Linked DNA regions of Homo sapiens: region 2 is linked to region 1. Evidence: chromatin loops called from intact Hi-C (ENCODE). Cell type or tissue: CD4-positive, alpha-beta T cell. All regions are shown on one strand. Links, peaks and the distances in the headings refer to the core of each region. The heading gives the core; the rest is flanking DNA.

Region 1 (10,644 bases), core at 927-8,926:
GCCCACCTCCAGGAACATCTCACAGAAATGCACGCACAGAGCACCAAGTGATGTGTGCGAGGAAATTCATCAGAACACCGTCTGTGATTGGGAAAAGGCAGAAACCATCCAAAGACGTATCGGTGCAGGGCTGGTTAAACGAAGCGTGGTGCATCCACACGTCAGAATAACTGCTGGGAGAAGAAGGTGGTTCCCAGGTTCCAACGTGAGACAATGTCAAAGACATGCTGCCTGAAAAGCAGGCTTTCCAAAGAATAAATATAGCATTATTCCATTTTTTTAAAAAAGGTTACAATAAACACTTATGTGCAAATACATGTGCTTGTGTGCACAGAAGAAAAAGGTGTGGACAGGAACAGAAAACCAAACTCTGCGTGTTCTCACTCATAAGTGGGAGTTGAATAATGAGAACACATGGACACAGGGAGGGGAACAACATATACCAGGGCCCGTCGGAGGTGGGGGACAAGGGGAGGGAGAGCGTTAGGACAAATACCTAATGCATGCGGGGCTTAAAACCTAGATGACGGGTTAACAGGTGCAGCAAACCACCATGGCACATGTACACCTATGTAACAAACCTGCACATTCTACACATGTATCCCAGAACTTAAAAAATAAAAATAAAAGAAAAAGGTGTGGAGAGGTATACCCCCACCCTCCCCAGTGTTACCTCTGAGAAGCAAGATCAAGAAAATCAAATCAAGAGGAAATTATGTGTTTTGTTTTCTATATAATTTTTTTTTTTGAACAATAGTCTTGCTCTATTGTGCAGGCTGGAGTCCGGGGACACAATCTCGGCTCACTGCAACCTCCTCCTCACTGCAACCTCCTCCTCACTGCAACCCCCTCCTCACTGCAACCTCCTCCTCACTGCAACCTCCTCACTGCAACCTGCTCCTCACTGCAACATGTTCCTTCTGGGTTCCAGTGATTCTCTTGCCTCAGCCTCCCAAATAACTAGGATTACAGGCAAGCACCACCAAGCACGGCTAACTTTTGTATTTTTTGTAGAGACACGGTTTCACTATTTTGGCCAAGCTGGTCTCGAACTCCTGACCCACCCGCCTTGGCCTCCAAAAGTGCTGGGATTACAGGTGTGAGCCACCACACCTGGCCTGCATTGCTTGAATTCTCAGACCACATAGACCCTCTCATCTGGCCCAATTGCAAGAGTCCAAGGCAGGAAAGGAAGAAGGCAGGGACTTACCCTTCCATCAGGACAACATAGAACAGAGTCAAAAAAGAAAAACATGAATGGATCAGTCAAGAGGGCCGTGCACGTGCCCTCCCAGGCACCTATACCTTGCAACTTAAGCCGACAGGCTTTCAAGCCACAGAGTCTTCCTCCCCAGAGACTAGCAAGGACACAAGACCTGGCCAAGCCCCTCCAGGAGGATGGTCTGAGGGATAAGGTGGGGTGCACAGTCAGGGGTGGCAGGAGGAAAGGGGGACACAAAGCCCAGGAAACCAGGGCAGCCCATGCTTCCTGAAGGCCCCCAGAACACGGCGCTACACAAAGCCCCTGTGTACCTGTTTCTACAACAGCCTGAACACAAGGAAAATCAAGATAAGGAAAATACACAAAGCCCAGCCTCACCTGGAGCAGGTTAAATAAAGGTGTGTGACTTTGTCTTCATGTCCTTTGGAATTGGAAATCCAAGCTGCCTCTTCTGTGCCTTTAAGGTCCTGGCTGCTGCCCCACAGCTCCCTTCTCTTCCCTCCTCCTCTTGTTCTGACTTTTTCTTTTTCTTTTTTTTTTTTTTTTTTTTTTTGAGTTGGAATGTTGCTCTGTTGCCCAGGCTGGAGTACAGTGGCACAATCTCAGCTCATTGCAACCTCCACCTTCTGTGTTCAAGCAATTCTCGTGGCTCAGCTTCCCAAGTAGCTGGGATTATAGGTGTCACCATGTCCAGCTAATTATTGTATTTTTAGTAGAGACAGGTTTTCACCATGTTGGCCAGGCTAGTCTCAAACTCCTGGCCTCAGGCGATCCACCCACCTCGGCCTCCCAAAGTGCTGGGATTACAGGTGTGAGCCACCATGTCCAGCCCTCTTGTCCTAACTCTGCCATCTCTTTGCAGTCTCCCCTGAGCAGCTTTCCCTGGGCCCGCCCTGCCCCCCTCCAGTGCTGCACTCTCAAACCACCCCACAAAACCACCTGGCCCTGGCTCCTGCCCTGGGGCTATGATCCTCAGCTGGTGAGGTCTAGAGGGTCAGAGGGAGCCAGACTCCCTAGAGAAGCTAAGGCAGGAGCCCTGTGCTGGGCTGTGGGTAACCTGCCCCCTTCCAGCTGGGGCCGAATAGAAGGGGAAAGGCTGCCCCCAGAATACAGGGCTCTCAGAGGCCCTGGAGATCTGTGCTGGCAGTCAGGAGGACAGTCACCTCAGCGCAGTTGCCTGCAAGGAGGGCTGTGCAGGAAGCTGCATGTTGCTCAGAGAACAAAAAAAGGAAATTAAATGCACCATCTGGTTATTAGCATGAACTTTTGAGACAGACACTTAAATATGCATGCCTAGACTTTATAAAACTTGGGGGAAATGTTAATTTCAATAACGCCCGTTCTCGTGCTTGCAGAAACCATTCTTTTATCTCCCTTCCTGGTAAGTTGGGGTCTCCATCCCTCAGAGTGGCAGCGCCAAGACAGCTGGTCTCACTGGGTTTTGTAAGCTGTGCAAGGTGAGATCCCAAGCCCTTGCCTGGAGACCCATCTTAGGAAAATGTTAGAACAGGGCAACAAGTGGCCATTTCCTCCCTCCTTTCTCTTCCCCATACAAAAATCAGAAAGCACGCTAGCCCAGTGCCCAGCCATAGTGGTGAGGAAACCCCACTCAAAATCCTGGGTTGTGCCCCTGATGCCAAAGACCTGCAAAACTGGGACTCACCTGCTGAAACCCTAGCCCAGACTTATGTACATTTCAAGGGCAGCTGGACTCATGGACGCCTGGGACGTCAGGGTGGTACAAAGTCCTCTTAAACTAAGACTGTCAGGGTACAAGGATCAGCATTTTTTTTCCTTTCTCTTGAGGGCCAGATGGTAAATAGCTCAGCTTTGCAGGCCATGGGTCTCTGTCCCAACTATTCAACTCTCCACTGTAGCAGGAAAGCAGCCACAGACAATATGCACTGAAATGGGTGTGGCTGTGTTCCAATAAAACTTTATTTGTATAAACAGGCAGGGGGCTGGTTCTGGCCTGTGGGCTACAGCCTGCCTCCTCTGCTACAGCGTGATCTCCAAGGACCCATCCATCTCCTAGACCAGCAGCTGGCACACAGGAGCTGCTCAGATACTTGAAGGAGGAATGGAGAAGGAAAGCAGCCCTTAGTGTGCAGACGTGAGGGTCTCCCAGCAGCACCATCCTTTGCCATCTCATGCCCAGGGACAAAGCCAGAGCAGGGTTCTCCTCCAAGGAAATGTGATAACAAGACAGAAAGCATCGTGGAAGGATAGGGGCTTTGGAGTCCCACAAACCACAGTTTGCAAAATCAGGAGCATCCTGCACTTCCTTGCACACATCCTGGGTGGGTGCTGGAGCATCTAGACTTAGAGTGAATCTTTTCCCCCTCCTCCCCAAACTGGCCTCCATTACACTTCCAGCAACAATGTGGTGTATGTACACAATGGAATACTATTCAGCCTTCAAAACGAAGGAAATCCTGCCATTTGAGACCACATGGATGAGCCTGGAGGATATTATGTTAAGTGAAATAAGCCAAGCACAGAACGACAAATACCACATGATCTCACTTATATGTGGAATCTTAAAAAGTTGAACTCGGCCAGGCATGGTGGCTCATGCCTGCAATCCCAGCGCTTTGGGAGGCTGAGGCCGGCAGATTGCTTGAGCCCAGGAGTTCGAGACCAGCCTGCATAACATAGCAAGACCCCATCTCTACATAAAAATACAAAAATCAGTGGAGCGTGGTGGTGCATGCCTGTATCCCAGATACTCAGGAGGCCGAGGTGGAAGGATTGATTGAGCTTGGGAGGTCAAGGCTGCAGTGAGCCAAGATCATACCCCTGCACTACAGCCTGGGCAACAGAATGAGACTGTCTCGAAAAAAAAAAAAAAAGAAAGAAAGAAAAAGAAAAAGAAAAGAAAAAAGTTGAATTCACAGAAGCAGAGTAGCATGATGGTTGCCAGGGTGGGGAAGTGGGCAGATGCCAAAGGACACAGAATGTCATTTTTAGAGAAGAAGACTAAGTTCAGGAGATCCATGGGACAACATGTTACCTACAGTTAATAACAACATATCATACACTTGGAAATCACTGAGAGAGTAGATTTTTAAAGTGTTCTCACCACAAAAAAATAAGTCTGGGAGGTGATATGTTATTTAGCTTGATTTAGCCATTTCGTAATGTATACATACTTCAATCACATCATGTTGTACACCCTCTTGTACATAATTTTTGTCAATTCAATAAATTCAACAACTCCAAAAAACAAGACATTCTCTTTACAAAAATAATTATTAAAAATAAAATTCAGAATTCCATTTTATTTATTCGTTTATTTTTGAAACAGAGTGTCGCTCTGTCACCCAGGCTGGCTGAAGTGCAGTGGTGTGATCTCAGCTGACTGCAACCTCGCTTTCCCCGCTTCAAACGATTCTCCTGCCTCAGCTTTCCAAGTAGCTGGGATTACAGGTGTGTGCCATCACTCCTGGCTAATTTCTGTATTTTTAGTAGAGACAGTTTCGCCATGTTGGCCAGCCTGGTCTCGAACTCCTGACCTTAGGTGATCCGCCAGCCTCGACCTGCCAAAGTGCTGGGATTACAGGTGTGAGCCACTGTGTCTGGACAGAATATAAAAGATTGTTTAATTCAACTAAAACATTAAAACATAGATTATTTCTATAAGTGGTAATTGTTCTAACATATTTGGTCAAAATAGTCTCCTTACCTATCCACAATTAAATGGTTAATTGACTTCTGATTGGATTTTGATAAAGTTTTGAAATCATGATTGACTTTTCCAATGTACAGTAAAATGTGTTTGAAAATATTTCATAAAAATTAATATTTAAAAATGGTCAGGCATGGTATGGTGGCTTATGCCTGTAATCCCAGCACTTTGGGAGGCCAAGGTGGGCCGATCACTTGAGGTCAGGAGTTTGAGACCAGCCTGGCCAAACCTCATCTCTACTAAAAATACGAAAGTTAGTAGGGCATGGTGGCACGCACCTGCATTCCCAGCTACTTGGGAGGCTGAGGCAGGAGAATTGCTTGAACCTGGGAGGTGGGTTCCCCAGGCTTAGAGCAAAACCCCCATCCTGTCTGTCTCCACTCTCATCCCAGGCAATCACAGTCATTTTGACAGCCTCAACCACTGTCTAATGGGATGCCTCCCAAGACCGAGTCTCCAGCCCAAACCTGCCTTCCTAGCCCCAGACCCATCTGTCCTGGCACACATTGCCCCCTGGGTCCCCAGCAACCTCAGCCAATGAGTCCAATGTCAACTTCCTGTCCTTGCCTGACACTGTCAGCCCTGAGATCAGACTTGACCATTCACCTCCAGTACCTGATAGATCCGTCAGTGTTGTGGAACATATCCCATGAACATTCCCCAAACCAGGCACCGGACTCCACACATCAACACCGTCACGTGAGTCACCAGCATCCCTGGCAGGGACCCCTGACCCAGCCTCCAACTCATCTCCTTCCTGTCCCTTGAGTTCTGTGTCACATTCCAGAGGCCACAAGAAGAAAAATAACCACCTTAATGAAATTAAAAGAATTGAGAAGACATTTCCCTATGGACCAAAGTCTTTCCAACTGAGAAACACATATCAAGATCCAGCCGGCCAGCCCAGTGGTTAAATGTTCCTGAAATAATTAAAGCCCAGGGCAACACAGCCCGCACTCCACAAGTACTCCCAGCACAGTAAGACTTGCTTCTCTGCAGGGGTTTGAAATGTCCAGTGCGTACCCTCCCCCTCTCTGTGGTAGCTAACAGGAATGTGCTCCTTGTCTTCTTCCTGCTCAGAGGACCGTCCACCAACCTGCGCAAGCAGCACTTTTGGAGGGGTGGGGGGGAATGGGAGAACTTCCCGCCATTTCCCACTTACTCACTGCATTCCTCAGGAGCCTGCCTCACAAATTACAAGAGCGCCACAGCAGACACACCACGTTCCAGTGGGTGGCCATGTCTTCATGTCAGCTTGAAACATTGTCGACAGGGAAATATCTATATCTCGGCAGAGAGAGCTGTGTAGTCCAGCTGTGCTCAAATGGAAATCCAGAAACCCAGATGTTGGTCCAAACACCCTGTCTCAGACAGCCGGCTCTGCAGGTCCCCAGTGTGGGAGTGAACTGGGTGGGCCACCTGCCCTGCCTGACCACATCCCAGACTCCTGGAATCCTGGACCCTGAGAACCAGGGGGATGTGGTGGGGAACAGGCAAGTCTTGTGCAGAAAGCCAAGATGCCACCCAAATCCACTCTGCAGTCTAGGTGGGCGATATTCTGGACCGCACCACACCAGCGCATGAGGGGATGGAGGATGCAGTCTAGACAAGCCAAATGTAAAAAGATATTGCCCAAGTATTTTGTGCTTTGTCTGTGTTACAATGCTATGCCCAGCCCAGCGTGGTGGCTGACACCTGTGTTCTCAGCACCTTGGGAGGCCGAGGCAGGCGGATCACCTTAGGTCAGGAGTTTGAGATCATCCTGGCCAATGTGGTGAAACCCATCTTTACTAAGAATACAAAAATTAGCTGGGTGTGGTGGTGGGCACCTGTAATCCCAGCTACTCAGGAGGCTGAGGCAGGAGAATCACTTGAGCCCAGGAGGTGGAGGTTGCAGTGAGCGGAGATCTTGCCACTGCACTCCAGCCTGGGCAACAGAGTAAGACTCTGTCTTAAAAAAATAAATAAATAAAAATAAATGTTATGCCCAGCATTTTCCATGTACTGTCTTATTATCTCAGTAAATCCCATATAGTCTTCCTATGAAAGTGTATCTCATTTATCTCCATTTTATAGATGAGAAAACTGAGGCCCCTGGAGTAGTAGTAATTTTCCAAGAAAGCATTGCTCATAAAGGGTACAGCAGGGACCCAAGCTCAACACTCTTACCCTCAAACATTTCCACAAGTGTAGACCAATGGCTCTCAACTGGGGTGGTTTTGCTCACATACCACTCCCTTGCTCCATGGCATTTGAAACCGTCTGGAGACATCTGGGGTAGCCATAGCTGGGAGGGTAGAATGGCACCTAGAGGATGGAGACCAGAGATGCTGCTAACCATCCTACAATACACGGGATGGCCCCACCACCAGCACCACGAATGGTCTGACCCCAAGTGTTGTGACTGTGCCAAAGCTGAGAAACCCAGGTTTCTCCTCAGCAAGAAGGAAAATCCCTGCAACGTGGATGCACCTCTACAGGAGCCCCAGGCTGACAATAACCTTCCTGATCTGGTTTCAACCCTGGATGCTTTTACCTGGTGCGTCCATCAGGGATTTCAGGGACACCAATGAATTACCCTTGAATGCTCGGTTCCGCCTGACAACCCAGAAATCTCTGCCAAGGTGCCTGGTCTTGAGGAAGGCTCAGCAAGTGGTTGAGGTTGATAACCAAATACCTAGGAGAGACTTTTCTCTCCCTCCAGGAGGAGCTGTGGGTCAGACACACCCTGGGATCACTCACAAGCAGTCAATAAAGGCTTGGGGAGGGCCAGGTTTTCTAGGCCTTCTCAATGGGGTGGGTGTTTGTGGATACACAAGAAGCCTGTGAAACTTCTGATATTGGCAGGAAATCAATGCCCCCTACCCTGCACCCCCCCACATCCCCACCATAAACACATGCCCTGCAGCAGGACTTGGCACTCAGGGGCTCCTGGGGGCCCGATTTACCTGCTAAAACATCCTCTAGCCACCACCGAATAAAGCAACCCCTTGCCACCCAACCACAAGAGCACAGCCTAGGAGCCACTCCAAGGAACACCAAGTCACATTAAAACCTCAGCCATCCAGAGCACCAGGCCTGGTGATGAGGAAGAACATTTTATCCTTAAAAGCATCTGAATGCCCATACTGCTTCTTGCAGAGAAAAGTCCAAAATAATCTGCTATTAAAGAACGAGGATGGTTTTGACATTTTTACCAAGCTAATGGTCTACGCAGACAAAATCTCATAAAAGTGCACTCTGTTCTTCTTGATCCACTCAGATATGGCCTGTGAGTGAGGAAACGGGCTCTCCTGCTCAAACAAATCGCTGCTGATCCTCAAACCAGCCTGACACTGCTTCATGGGTTCTTCAAAGAGAGTATTCCCATAGAAACTAAAAGGGAAGAGGAATGTGTCTGGCGGGCATTGTGGGCAGCAGTGAGCTTTGGGCCAAATTTTAAGTTTGAAAATCAAGATTCCCTCTTTTCGAGGGGCCGCCGGACTGAGCAGATACAGGCACCGTGAAAAGATGGTGCCATATTCAGATTCAGGAAACAAGGATGGTTTCTGTTCAGTTCCTGCATCATCCTTCAGGTCATGCGATTCCCATTTCCCTCTGTGGACCAAACAATTCAGTGGGGTTTCTGCCTTTTAAATATTTCATTATCAACATACCATCCTTCTAGCCTCCAGAAAGCATTTTAATGGAGATTCTGGCTTAAGACTCTTGTGGGTCTGTCTCTCTCTCTCTCTTTTTTCCTTGAAACAGGGTCTCACTTTGTCACCCAGGCTGGAGTGCAGTGGCATGACCACAGCACACTGCAGCCCGACCTTCCAGGCTCTAGCAATCCTCCCACCTCAGCCTCCCAAGTACTTGGGACTACAGGCACACACCACAATACGTGGCTTTTTTTTTTCTCTTTTGGTAGATATGAGGCTTCGCCACGTTGCCCAGGCTAGTCTTAAACTCCTGGGCTCAAACGATCCCCTGCCTTCGGCCTCTCAAAGTGCTGGGATTATTGGCTTGAGCCACCACGTCCGGCCAAGAATCTTTTCTCTTGTGATGCACTCCAGAACAAAACGTCACTGCAAAAACACACCAATGCATGAGTTTCAGTCCTAAGTCCCATTTATCCACCAAACACTATGTGTCAGGCACAACGCTAAGTGCTTCTATGGACGAGCTTCCCTTAATCTCAGCAGTAACAACCCCAGGCAATGGGGCCTGTTGACAGATCCATTTGCCACTGAAGACAGTAAGGCTCAGAGAGGGTAAGTGGCTTGTGCCATGCCAGCCAGCTAAGGAGGGGCAGAACCAGGATGCAAACCCCAGCCGCCTGGCTCCAGACTCGTGTTCCCAAGGTCCCACTACACTTGGTCACTCCACTGCATTCTGGTATCCTGGTCTTTGGCAGAGTCCACGTAAAAGAGGGAGGGAGAGGGAGTGAGAGGGACTTCACGCAATAAAGTTTCCTGGCGTTACACTGCCACCGTAATTGTGTCGCCGACCAGGACCTCTCCTTTCTCACCCTTTCCGTGATCGGCCGTGGAAACCCTTCCAGAGAACTGTCCTCCTTCTCCCGGGATCTCAGAGAAAATTCACCTGAGTTCAGTGTCCAGGTGACCCAAGCTCTGAATGCAGTAAAGTGCATGGGGAGATGAGGATGTCACCATGAGCAAGCCTCCCAGACAGCATCCGGGAGCAACCCCAAGACTGGGCAGGGGGCTCTGATGCAGCCCACGGCGAGGAGGGCTGCCCGTGCTGCCTAAATGGGTTCAGAATGAAGGTCGCCCTCTCGCCCATGTGGGGCTCATTCACCACGAATCAAATGATTAAGACAAGCTCAGCTGACTAAATGGTCAAACATAAAAACATGTGGAAGGAACAAAGAGGTCAACCCCATTATCCATCAAAAACCATCAAGGTGGCGGCCCTCACTGAGGGGTACAGCTCTCCAGCGGGCCCTCATCTGCCCTCCAAACCCATGTGCCTCCCCAATGGAAGGCCAGCAAAGCCACACAGGAAGAGTTGGGGTAGGAAAGCAGAAAGTGAACCCCAGGAGGCCAGGCTGGCCACGGAGCCCCATCGCACACACACAGGCCCGGTGACTCAGGGGCCCACGTGTGCAGGACACCGGGAGCTCACAGGGACAGCGCCCCAGGGGATGCAAGGAACTTTGCCTTTCTGTCCCTCTCTGTAGGGATGGAAAGAGGAGAGCGATTTCTGGGATGGAAGCCATCTGCCTCCTCTCAACTCTCGTTGTCCAACCAGAAAAGGAAGAAAAACAGGAGGACGCGGGGCAGGTGAGGAGCTGGGTGAGCGCCACCAGCCCGCAGCCCAGCAGAGCAGGGCTTGGCCAAGCCCGGCGCCAAGGACTTCCCGCCTACCCCCACCACAAGCCCCTCGCCAGGTGAGAGGCACCGACAGAGTCCCAGACAGATGCCCCAGACAGGATGCCCAGCACGACCCCCCCCTTCCCCTGCTGGGGGCACCCAGGACGCGGGGCTCCCCTTCCCCTTTTGGCCAGCCGCAGAGTCCAGCGGGTCTCCCAGCCAGGGACGTCGTGGGAGAATCAGGAAGTCGAAGCCACACATCCGAGAAGGGGCAGCTGGCGTCTCGGAGGCCGTCACGAGCTGTAACTCCGCGCCCGCCGGAGTTGCCGCTCAGTTACCAACTTCAACCCGGGGCCGGCCACTGAGCCTCCCGCCGCCCCTACCGCGCACCCCCGGACCCCCACGCCCGCGTCACTTAC
Region 2 (10,644 bases), core at 1,587-9,586, 65 kb before region 1:
GATTGCCTCATTTGGAGAGGCTAATCAGGAACTCAAAAGAATGCAACTATTTGTCTCTTAACTACCTATGACCTGGAAGCCCCTCCCCCGCTTTGAGTTGTCTCACCTTCACCTGGAGTTGTCCCACCTTTCCTGACTGAACCAATGTACATCTTACACATATTGATTGATGTCTCTTGTCTCTCTAAAATGTATGAAACCAAGCTCTGTCCCTACCACCTTAGGCACATGTTGTCAGGACCTCCTGAGGCTGTGTCACAGGCGTGTGTCCTCAACCTTGGCAAAATAAACTTTCTGAATTAACTGAGACCTCAGATTTTTGGGATGCATATAGTCTTAGGCCTTGACAGGTCTCTCGTAGTTTCCATATTTTTGCCCTCTTGGATGCTGGCACCAAGCAAGCCTTGGCTATCCTGCTTAAAGGGCCATTTGGAGAGGGGCTCTGGAGGGTGAGGGGGCCACATGAAGGAAAACAATGTTCCCCTGCTGACAGCCAGCACCAACTGCCAGGCACATTCGTGAGGCCTTCCTGGATGTTCCGCCCAGCTGGCCCTCCAGCTGCAGGTAGCCACATAAATGAGCCCAGGTTAAACCAGACAGGAAGTCCCCATGCAACTCACAGGGTCATGAGCAATAATGCCTTGTGGTGGTTTAAAGTTTCTAATCTTAGGGTGCAGTAGGTAACTGAAATAGCCCACAAGGGCTGAGCCGGTGGAGGGTGCATTTCCCACCTGCTGAAGCTTCTCAATTCCCAAGATCCAATCCGGATAAGACTCCTGTTCTCAGTGTCCTTGATGGAAATGGCAATGAACTTTTTGCGTATTGGACCATCTCAGGGGAATCCCAAAGATCGGAAATTATTTTCTTTCTTAGAATCTTCCACACAGCATTGAGCCTTAGGAATTTCTAAGAAGGATCTGGAATGAAAAAAATCTTTTGAAAAGGTATTTATATAGCTTCACTTCAGCAAGATTCATGGTGGGTGTTAGACTGAGTGCTGGTGATAAGCCAAACCGTGTTTTTCGAGGACTTATCTGGCCTCAAGGTTGGCAGGATCAGAGTGGCCTCCCAGGATCTATCACATCCTCAGAAGAGTTGGTTCAACTGGCATGTACCCAGATCTCTTTGAGCTAGTATGATACTCCCTTGAGTCAAAGGTTGCCACATCACATCTCCTTTAAGTCCCCCAAGTACGACCCCAGAAGCACTGACAAAATAGTGCTATTCCTGAAGATTTCAGGAGGACATAAATGAAGAGATTAAACTGCAAGGTACCAAAACTTCCATCTTTGCTAAAGACCCTCATCCAAGGCACTGTGGCTCATGCCTGTAATCCCAGCACTTTGGGAGGCCAAGGCGGGCAGATCACCTGAGGTCGGGAGTTCAAGACCAGCTTGACCAAGATGGAGAAACCCCGTCCCTAGGAAAAATTCAAAATTAGCCGGGCGTGGTGGCACATGCCTGTAATCCCAGCTACTAGGGAGGCTGAGGCAGGAGAATCGCTTGAACCTGGGAGGCGTAGGTTGCGGTGAGCTGAGATCATGCCATTGCACTCCAGCTGGGCAACAAGAGCAAAACTCCATCTCAAAAACAAACAAAAAACTCTTATCCAATGGTCATGCCACTCTATCTGGCCATGTAATTTCTCCTCCTGGCTTTCTGTAGCAACAGCCTTCTGAGGAACCTCACTCTGCCTTTCAAAACCCCTTCAACTTGTACCCTTCATCAACAAAGTATTTAGCTCAACATGTATGCCTCTGGGGAACTCATCCACATGCCGTTTAAGGATATTTACGGCAACATCATCTTCACTTCCCCAGGACAGCATTTTAGAGTGGATTACGTGCCTGCTGGATGTGTTGTACTTAAGCGAGTTAGAGAAAACGCTACACTTTGAGACGAATTAAGAGTCTGTTTATTTAGCCGGCGCCTAAGAAATGGCTAACGTTTAAAGTTCTCTCGGCCTCGAAGGGGCTAGATTTTCTTTTATACTTCGGTTTAGAAAGGTGAGGGGGGTCTAGTTAAAACAATTTTACAGAAGTAGGCAAAAAAGTTAAAAGGATGTATTGTTACAGTAAAGTAAACAGTTCTAGGTCTAGAGGCTTTAAGACTCTTACAAGGTGATAGACGTGGGGCTTTGGGCGTTATCAATCGGATGAATTCCTGGGAACTGCGGATATTGCTCGCCACAGTATCTTATCAGTTAATTGCATTCTTCGATGTGCTGGGAGTCAGCTTGCACAAGTTAAGTCCTTGAGGAACGGGCTACCAGTGAAAGAGCCAAGATGGAGTCTGTCTGGCTCTCTTAGCTAAGGGAGAGTCAATTCAGGTGGAAACAAGGCTAGGTCATTAAAAGAAAGGGAGAGTCTAAGGACAGGGTTAATAAAAACAAGGTTGGGCATTACATTCCTCACTTGTTTTTTTGGGGAATCAAATCATTGATTCTTCATTTATAACAAGGGGTTATATTGAGTCTTCAGATACATAAGTTTGACAGAAGCTATGCGTTGTTTTACAAAATTAAGACACTAATTTAATATACAAGGCCCAAAAATTAGACTTAATAGTAGGATGGGGAGGGGGTCCGGCTAACTTAGTAATTAGAGTAGTTAGCTATGGGTTCCAGTTGAACATGCTTTGATACTAGATGTTATTTTCTTGTTCTTGTTGGCGCTTGTCTAGATTTTCTTGCACATTTTGGAGTGTATGTTTTATGACTAAGAATGGTGGAGGAACAGTTAAATCAACTTTTTCAGGGTATTTCTGGAACATAGGATTACTTAGTTCAGTTAAAGGCCTGATTGGCTTGGGTGGACTTTATGAGACTAGGGTTTTTTGGACAGTGAACATAGACTTAACATTAAATCCTGGGATATAAAATCTTAATTTCGTGACATACCATGATACTATTGAGTTGAATTAAGGTCATGGACAGTTACAGTAAGAGGATTACAATTTTTTCTAGTACATAATTTAGGATGAGCAGCAGGACTTATGGAAACAGTTGAAGATCTGGTTGATCTTTTAGAGTAGCTGGCTAAAGTTACACATGTCTAACCAGGGCAGAAAAACTGATGAGCATCTTGACAGCTAGCGTCAGGGTGATTTCTAGGACAGAGGTAAAAGTCAATATTTTGGAGACTTTTTTCTACACTTTTGGAACTTCTACATTTAGTTTGGCTCTTGGAGTGTCTGAATCTTGCTGCAAGGCCGACACTTCCTGCTCCTGGGACTGGCAGATTGTGTTGCTTTTCGTGGGTATGGGCTGGCTTTGGGAACAGTACACATAAATCAGCTGCAAAGGAGACTTCCTTGGAGGTACTGGCCTTCTAAGTGGTGTTTGCAAATACACATCCTGTCATGAAAGAGGTGAGGAGAAAGGAGTAGGAAGGCACAGAGGACCTAACTGGCAAAAACAAATAAGTGAGGTAGATAAAAAGAATGAATCTAATGGCTTCACCTGACTTAGGCACAGTTTTAAGGGGCCTGACTTAGGCCTGGGGACTTATGTTTTTAGCTGGGCTCTGTTGGCCTTTTTGATGTGGGAGTGATTAAGCAGGAATGCCGTCTACTTTCAGAGCAGTTGGAGTCATGAAGTCTTTTCTAAGCAGGAGTGAGTCTTTCTTTTTGGAACTTTTAAACAAACACTAGGTCTCCTGGCTGGAACGAATGGTAGGACTTTGTCAGGTCAGGAATTGGATTGGGATGGGCTCCTCAAACAAGTGGCAGGATGATCTCTTGTACCTGTTGGAGAGACTATAGGTACTGTAATAAATTAATTTGTGATATTTCTGCTAATTTGGCATCTCTTAGCTTAGACAAGATAGGCAGCGCCTTCTTATACATGATTTCAAAGGGTGAGAACTTAGCCTGATAAGGGGTGCACTTTACTTTAAGTAGGGCTAAAGGAAGGAGACTTACTTAATTTACACTGGTTTTTAAGATCAATATTGTAAGAGTGTTTTTAATGTGTGGTTCATGCGTTCTACTTGCCTGGAGCTCTGAGGTTGATAGGCACAATGGAGTTTCTATTGAATGTTTAACGCCTTACTGACTGACTGAGCTATAGGTGAGGTGAAGGCTGCTCTATTATCAGACTTTATGGCAGCAGGCAGCCTATATTGAGGGATGATTTCATTGAGTAAAAACTTAACTACTGTGTTGGTGGTTTCGTTTTCGGTAGCAAATGCCTTAGTCGATCTGGAGAAGGTGTCTACTAGTACTAGAAGGTATTTGTCCTTAACCTGGTATGGTTTGACTTCTGTAAAGTCAATTTCTTACTTTTTTCTTGACGAGTTTTTTCAGAGACAGTGGCCTGGGCTGGGTTTAGGACTTTGTTTGGCTTTTACGTGGGCGCAGGTTGTGCACTTGAGAGCTGCTTAATCTGTTAGGCTTTGAAGACGGGGGATCTTAAAATGGCTCCGGAGGAGCTGAGGTAGCTTTGCTCTTTTTAAGTGGGTGGTAGACTGTAGGTGGCTGATTAAAGTTTCTTTAAGAGTTCAGGGTGTGAAGATTCTAGAGTCAGGAAGAATCTACTAACTTTCCTGATTTGTATTGGCTCTGAGATCTGAAGCCAGTTTTTTTGTTGTTGTTGAGTATACGGGATTGTCAGGCAGATCTGGCTGTGGAAAGGAGACTGTGGGCAGCAAGTTTAGAGGCGTGACTGAAAGTCTTGCTGCGACCTGAGCTGCTGAATCAGCTTTCTGGTTACTATGGGCTACGGCCGTGTTTTCTTTTTGATGTCCTTTGCAGTGGATCACAGCTAGCTGCTGAGGTGAGTAGCCTGCTTTCCTGGTAGATGGCTTTATGTACATGCACAGTAGCAAAGGCGTACTTGCTGTCAGTGTAAATGTTAATACGTTTACTCTTTATCGGAGAGCCTGAGTGAGGGCGATCAATTCAGCCTTTTGTGCTGAGGTGTTCGCTGGTAAAGCTTGAGCTTACAACACATCTGTCTCCATGGTAACAACTGCACTGGCTTTTCCTACTTCCTGCTTGAGGAAGCTGCTACTTCTGTGAACACGGCGGCATCTGCCTTTTCTAGGGGCACAGCTTGAAGATCAGATTGGCCAGTTTCGATAGTTTCTAACAGTTCTTGACAGTCATGAGCAGGAATAGTGCAGTCTGAGTCGGGAAGTAGTGTAGCTGGATTGAAACACTTTGTGGGAGAGAAAGTCAAACGAGGCTGATCTAACAGTAAACTTTGATACTGTAAGATGCGAGCATTTGACATCTATTTGCCAGAAGCACTTCGTAGTAAGGTCTTTATGGCTTGAAGAGCTGTAAGGGTTAAATTTTGGCTTACAGTTAACTTACCATCTTCTTGGACTAGGCTTGCTGTAGCCGCTATGGCTCGCAGACAACTTGGCCATCTAGAGGCCACAGGATCTAGCCTCTTAGATAAATAGGCCACTGGGCGTCTTTAGGGTCTTAGAGTCTGAGTAAACACGTCTTTAGCAACTCCTTGGCTTTTATGGAGATATTAGGGAGGGCTAAAGCAGGGGCTTCAGTTAATGCTAAATTAACGGGCTATTTCATTCTGTACTTCTTGGATAGCCGCCACTAAGATTTTTGTTTGTCTTTTGAATGCTTTATCAGCGGCCTTTTCAGCTGCCTGTGTTGCTTGTTTTTGTTTTTTTAACCTTGTGATTGTCAAAAGCTTTTTGGGCTATTTCTAAAAGCTGACAGATATTTATTCTAGCAAATCTTTCTAGTTTTTGGAGTTTCTTTTTAATATCCGGGGCTGCCTGAGCCACAAATGCTAAATTAAGAGCACGGCTATTTTCTAGAGCTGCCGGATCAAAAGGGGTGTAAATCCGATAAGCCTCCTGGAGGCGCTCTAAAAACGTTCTTGGTGACTTATCGGGCCTTTGGACAACTTCGGTCATCTTAGACAAGTTTATGGGTTTCTGAGCGGCTCTTTTAATACTCGCGAGGAGATACCGGTGAAAATCGTCTGAAGCTCTCTTTCTACTTGAGGAATTTGGGTACCAGTTGGGCCGGGTAGACGGAAAGACCTCCTCAAGGAGGTCTCTAGCTTCTTCTTCCAGTCTATTGGCTGATGTGAGGAAGTACTTTTTGGCTTCTTTTCGGATACGTTCTTTCTTTTCAGAGGTGAAAAGGGTTAAAAGGAGCTGTTGACAATCATCTTACGTGGGCGGGTGAGTCCGGAGTACGGACTCTATCAGAGAGGTCAAAGCCTGGGGCTTTTCAGAGAAGGGAGGATTATGGGTTTTCTAATTATATAAGACAGAAGAAGAAAAAGGGTCATAAACTAAGAAGGGGGCTGAGCGCTCGTCACCTGGAGGGACTTGTGACTCTCTCAGTGGTAGTAGAGGGGCTACTTCTTCCTGCCGCGGTCGCGATTGAGAGGCAATGGGTGGCGAGCCTACAGGGGACGTCCCCGAGGAGACATGGGATAACATTAAGGGAGCAGGATGGTTGTAAGGCAGTGGGACTGGGTGAGGGAGACTCTCCTCTTCTTCAGAGGGAGGCAGTACGGGGGAAGCCGAACCGGCTGAGGATCGAGGCAAAAACGCGGTCTGGCTCAGGCGGAACTTGGAGGTAGAATTATGAATGGCGCATGAGCGGAGCCATGGAGGGGGCTCCTGACCAAACTTAGCTATTGATCAATGTAGGGAAACTGATCAGGGTAGCTAGGATTTTTAGTAACAACCTGCCACACAGCTTGTGAGGTTCAATGACCCTTCAGGGGGCCACTTGACTTTACACTTTGGCCATTTTATTTTGCAGAGTGTCTGGAGCTTGCCTTTTTTAAGGCGGTCTTTATAATCCTCTGAGAAACTGAAAGGAAAATTCTGCAGCACACATTGGAGAGGGCTTTAAATTTTACAAGGCTGGGAGGAAGTGTTTATTTTTTTTTGAAGGCAATTTAATAAGATTTGAGCATAGATATTAAACTTAGCATGGACAGAGAAACTTATTTCTTGGCGGAATGGAGTATTGAAAGAACAGAATCAACATCACTAGAAAGAGCAGAAAAACTACAACAGCTAATACTACTTGCTACACTACTGTAGCTTTAATATTGAGGGAGGAGGACTAGAGACAGCCTGAGATCTTCTAGGTCAGTTTGATCTAGGCGTTCTTCTTCTTCTTCTTCTAGATCTGTACCTTAAATACTTTTGGTGTCTTTATGACTTAAAGGCAAATAGCTTAAACGTAGCTTTTTCTTTTAAGGGTTTAAGGAGTGAGAGCAGAGCCAAGTCCTGGAGATGCTGAACTTCTTGTCGCACTGGAAAATGAGATGAGTGGGGTAGGGGGCAGGGATGAGGCAGAAAAGGACTACTCAGATCATTTTCAAGATGGGAGAGTAGCCACAGAGGAACAGAGTAAGAATCTAAGCGAAGTAAAGCAGTACGGGCTTACGTTTCTTTACACAGTGTTCTATTTAAGGGCACAGGAAAAGTTACAGAATGACAAAAGAGGTGAGCAAGGAAATCTGCAGGGTGGCTGTTTTGAACTTACTACTGGTTTACTTTAGAGGAGGTCTAATCACTTGGACGTGGGGTACGACAATCTAAATACTTACAACTTTCATGGTGCTAGAAATCTTAATCAGGAAAATGTTTTTCACACTTGTTCTTGTAACAACACTTGACTTCCTTCTGGCAGAAAAGACAGGACTGTGGTGGTCAGCCTAAATGATTGATGAGAAATTTAACATCCTGTGACAAAAAATCAGCACTAAGGACTTTGAAGAAGTTTTTACTTAGACGTCTTGGGCAATATCACCGTCTTGACATGAAAACTTTCACAACTACTAACAAGACAATAGACACTGAACAGAACAAGCAACATAATCAATTGACTTTAGGGCATGTAAACAGTTATGACAGTTTGTCCCTTTTTTTTTTTTTTTTTTTTTTAGACAGACAAGGGGAGGGGGTCCTGTGATGGTATCAGTCAGATGCCTGTCTGGCCACTCCCGCTGAGGGGACTTGGGCTCCTCTTAGCATTGGCAGGCCGGTATAAACTTCCACCTCGGATCGAGCTGTGCCTGATGCTGCCTTAAGCCTTATGAGGTCGCCACGGAACCGCAGGTGAGGGCCCACTTGAACTCCGTAGCTTTCACCGTGTAGCTACAAACTGGAGGACAAGCGCAAGCCCTTGTCCTCCCTCATTCATTCATTATTCACACAGAGTTTATAACAGTTTTTTTTTTTCTTTCTTGGAGATTCTTCAAGAAACTTGAACAAGAGAAAGACTAGAGATAGGAAAAGAGAGAGAGAGAGTGACTGGCCTGCCAGAAACCAGGACTCAGTCCTCCAGCATCCTGGGATGTGGACTGAGTCAAGAGAGGGTCCCTGTCAGGGCCAGTTCCCTCCTAGACAGAGACACAGAGGTGCCTAACAGAAAACCAGAGCTCTACCTTCTAGCGTCCTAAAGAAACGGGCAGAGTCAAAAGAGGGACGCCCTCATCAGGGCCGCTTCCCTCTTACTAGAACTGAAGTCAGATCTGACCTACCTGACCTTGGGGTCAGAAGTTGAGGACTCAGAGGTGGAATTTTTGTGGGCACCCACACAGTAGTCGATCCGCTCTCCTTTGGAAGATGGTCACCTTTCGGGGACCTGAAAATTTTTTTTCAGGTGGCGCCCCCGCTACAAGCCGGCCGTCCTTCCGGGGGAGCCCGCAGCAGGCCCGGAGCTAACCCGGCTCTCGCCTGGTGGCGTTTCTTGCTCGGGCCTCCAAATGTTGTACTTGAGCGAGTTAGAGAAAATGCCACACTTTGAGGTGAATTAAGAGTCTGTTTCTTTAGCCGGCGGCCAAGAGACGGCTAATGCTTAAAGTTCTCTTGGCCCCGAAGAAGGGGCTAGATTTTCTTTTATACTTTAGTTTAGAAAGGGGAAGGGGGTCTAGTTAAAAGAATTTTACAGAAGTAAAGTAGGCAAAAAAGTTAAAAGGATAAATTATTACAGGAAAGTAAACAGTTCTAGGTCTAAGGGGTTTAAGACTATTACAAAGTGATAGATGCGGGGCTTTAGGCATTATCAATCGGACGAATTCCTGGGAACTGCGGATATTGCTCGCCACAGTATCTTATCAGTTAATTGCATTCTTAGATGTGCTAAGAGTCAGCTTGCACAGGTTAAGTCCTTGAGGGAAGGGGCTGCCGGTGAAAGAGCCAAGATAAAGTCTGTCTAGCTCTCTTAGCTAAAAGACAGTCAATTCAGGTAGAAACAAGGCTAAGTGATTAAAAGAAAAGGAAAGTCTAAGAACAAAGTTAATAAAAACAAAGTTAGGCATTACAGATGGGGTCATCCTTATATTCAGCACAGTGTTTGTCCTGAAACTTCAATGGAGTGCTCCTAGTTTGATAACTTGGGCCATGCCAGATGCTTTGAATTTCTCTTTCTTAACAACAGATGTTTGAATACAGCCCCGTGTCCCTCTCTGCTCCTTCCTGCCTTCCTCCTCTCCTCTTCCCTCCCTTCCTTTTCAAGAGCAGGGTTTGCAAACTTTTTCTTGAAAGCATCAGATAGTAAATATTTTAGAATTCATGGGCCATACAGTCTCCTGTAGTAGTTACTCAACTCTGCCACCCATAGCATGAAAGCAGCTGATATAGGTTGATTATGTGTCCCCACCCAAATCTCATGTTACAATGTAATCAACAGTGTTAGAGGTGGGGCCTGGTGGGAAGAGATTGGATCATGGGGGTGCATTTCTCATGAATGATTTAGCATCATGCTTTTGGTCCTGTCCTTGCAATGGTGAGTGAGTTCTTGCAAGATCTGGTTGTTTATGAGTGTGTAACACCTCCCTCCTCACTCTCTTGCTCCCACTTCAACTTCGGCCATGATTGTAAGTTTCCTGAGGCCTCCACAGAAGCTCAGCAGATGTCATTGTCATGTTCCCTGAACAGCCTACACAACTGTGAGCCAAGTAAACCCAGTGTCAGGTATTTCTTTATAGCATGAGAGAACAGCCTAATCCAGCAATCATAGACAATATGTAGCAAATGGGCATGGCTGTGTTTCGATAAAACTTTATTGAGAAAAACATGTGCAGGCAGGTCAGATTTGGCCCATGGGCCATAGTGTCCCAACCCCTGCTCTGGAATATTCTCTTCAGCCTGGATGGACATCTCTAGGTTTTTTTTTTTTTTTTTTTTTTGAGACAAATTCTCACTGTTGCCCAGGCTGGAGTGCAGTGGTGCAATCTTTGCTCACTGCAACCTCTGTCTCCTGGGTTCAAGCAATTCTCCTGCCTCAGCCTCCCAAGTAGCTGGGATTACAGGCGCCTACCATGACACCTGGCTAATTTTTGTATTTTTTAATAGAAATAGGGTTTTACCATGTTGGCCAGGCTGGTCTCAAACTCCTGACATCAGGTGATCCACCCACCTCAGCCTCCCAAAATGCTGAGATTACAGGTGCCCACCACGACACCTGGCTAATTTTTGTATTTTTAGTAGAGATGTGATTTCACTGTGTTGCCCAGGCTGGTCTCAAACTCCTGATGTCAAGTGATCCACCTGCCTCGGCCTCCCAAAGTGCTTGGATTACACGTGTGAGCCACTGCAGCTGCCCTCTAGATTTTTTTTTTTTTTTGACCATTGCTTATTTGGTTTGACTTTCATTTTCTTCCCCATTGTGGTAGCCATTTTCTGAATGCCTGTT

What was found. Hi-C counts contacts between places; a loop is a spot of excess contacts. Peaks named below come from ENCODE experiments on the same cell type or tissue, not always from the same donor. Only the 100,000 strongest peaks of a DNase experiment are listed, where the experiment ranks them.
Region 2: a loop joins it to region 1, with 4 times the contacts of the local background. A loop is called at or near these places in 2 of 110 quality-filtered maps.

Annotation. Positions count from the first base shown.
Region 1 is chr4:9,532,648-9,543,291 of GRCh38, reverse strand. It overlaps the pseudogene LOC101928948. Among named protein-coding and RNA genes, the nearest start is that of MIR548I2, 18 kb to the left of the region's middle. RefSeq lists an enhancer at 9,339-10,215. In CD4-positive, alpha-beta T cell, for the core only: no CTCF peak of the experiment used is centred there; no DNase peak of the experiment used is centred there.
Region 2 is chr4:9,598,457-9,609,100 of GRCh38, reverse strand. No RefSeq gene overlaps it. Among named protein-coding and RNA genes, the nearest start is that of MIR548I2, 47 kb to the right of the region's middle. RefSeq lists an enhancer at 6,425-6,943. In CD4-positive, alpha-beta T cell, for the core only: no CTCF peak of the experiment used is centred there; a DNase peak (open chromatin) is centred at 4,960; H3K4me3 peaks cover 1,624 bases; H3K27ac peaks cover 2,096 bases.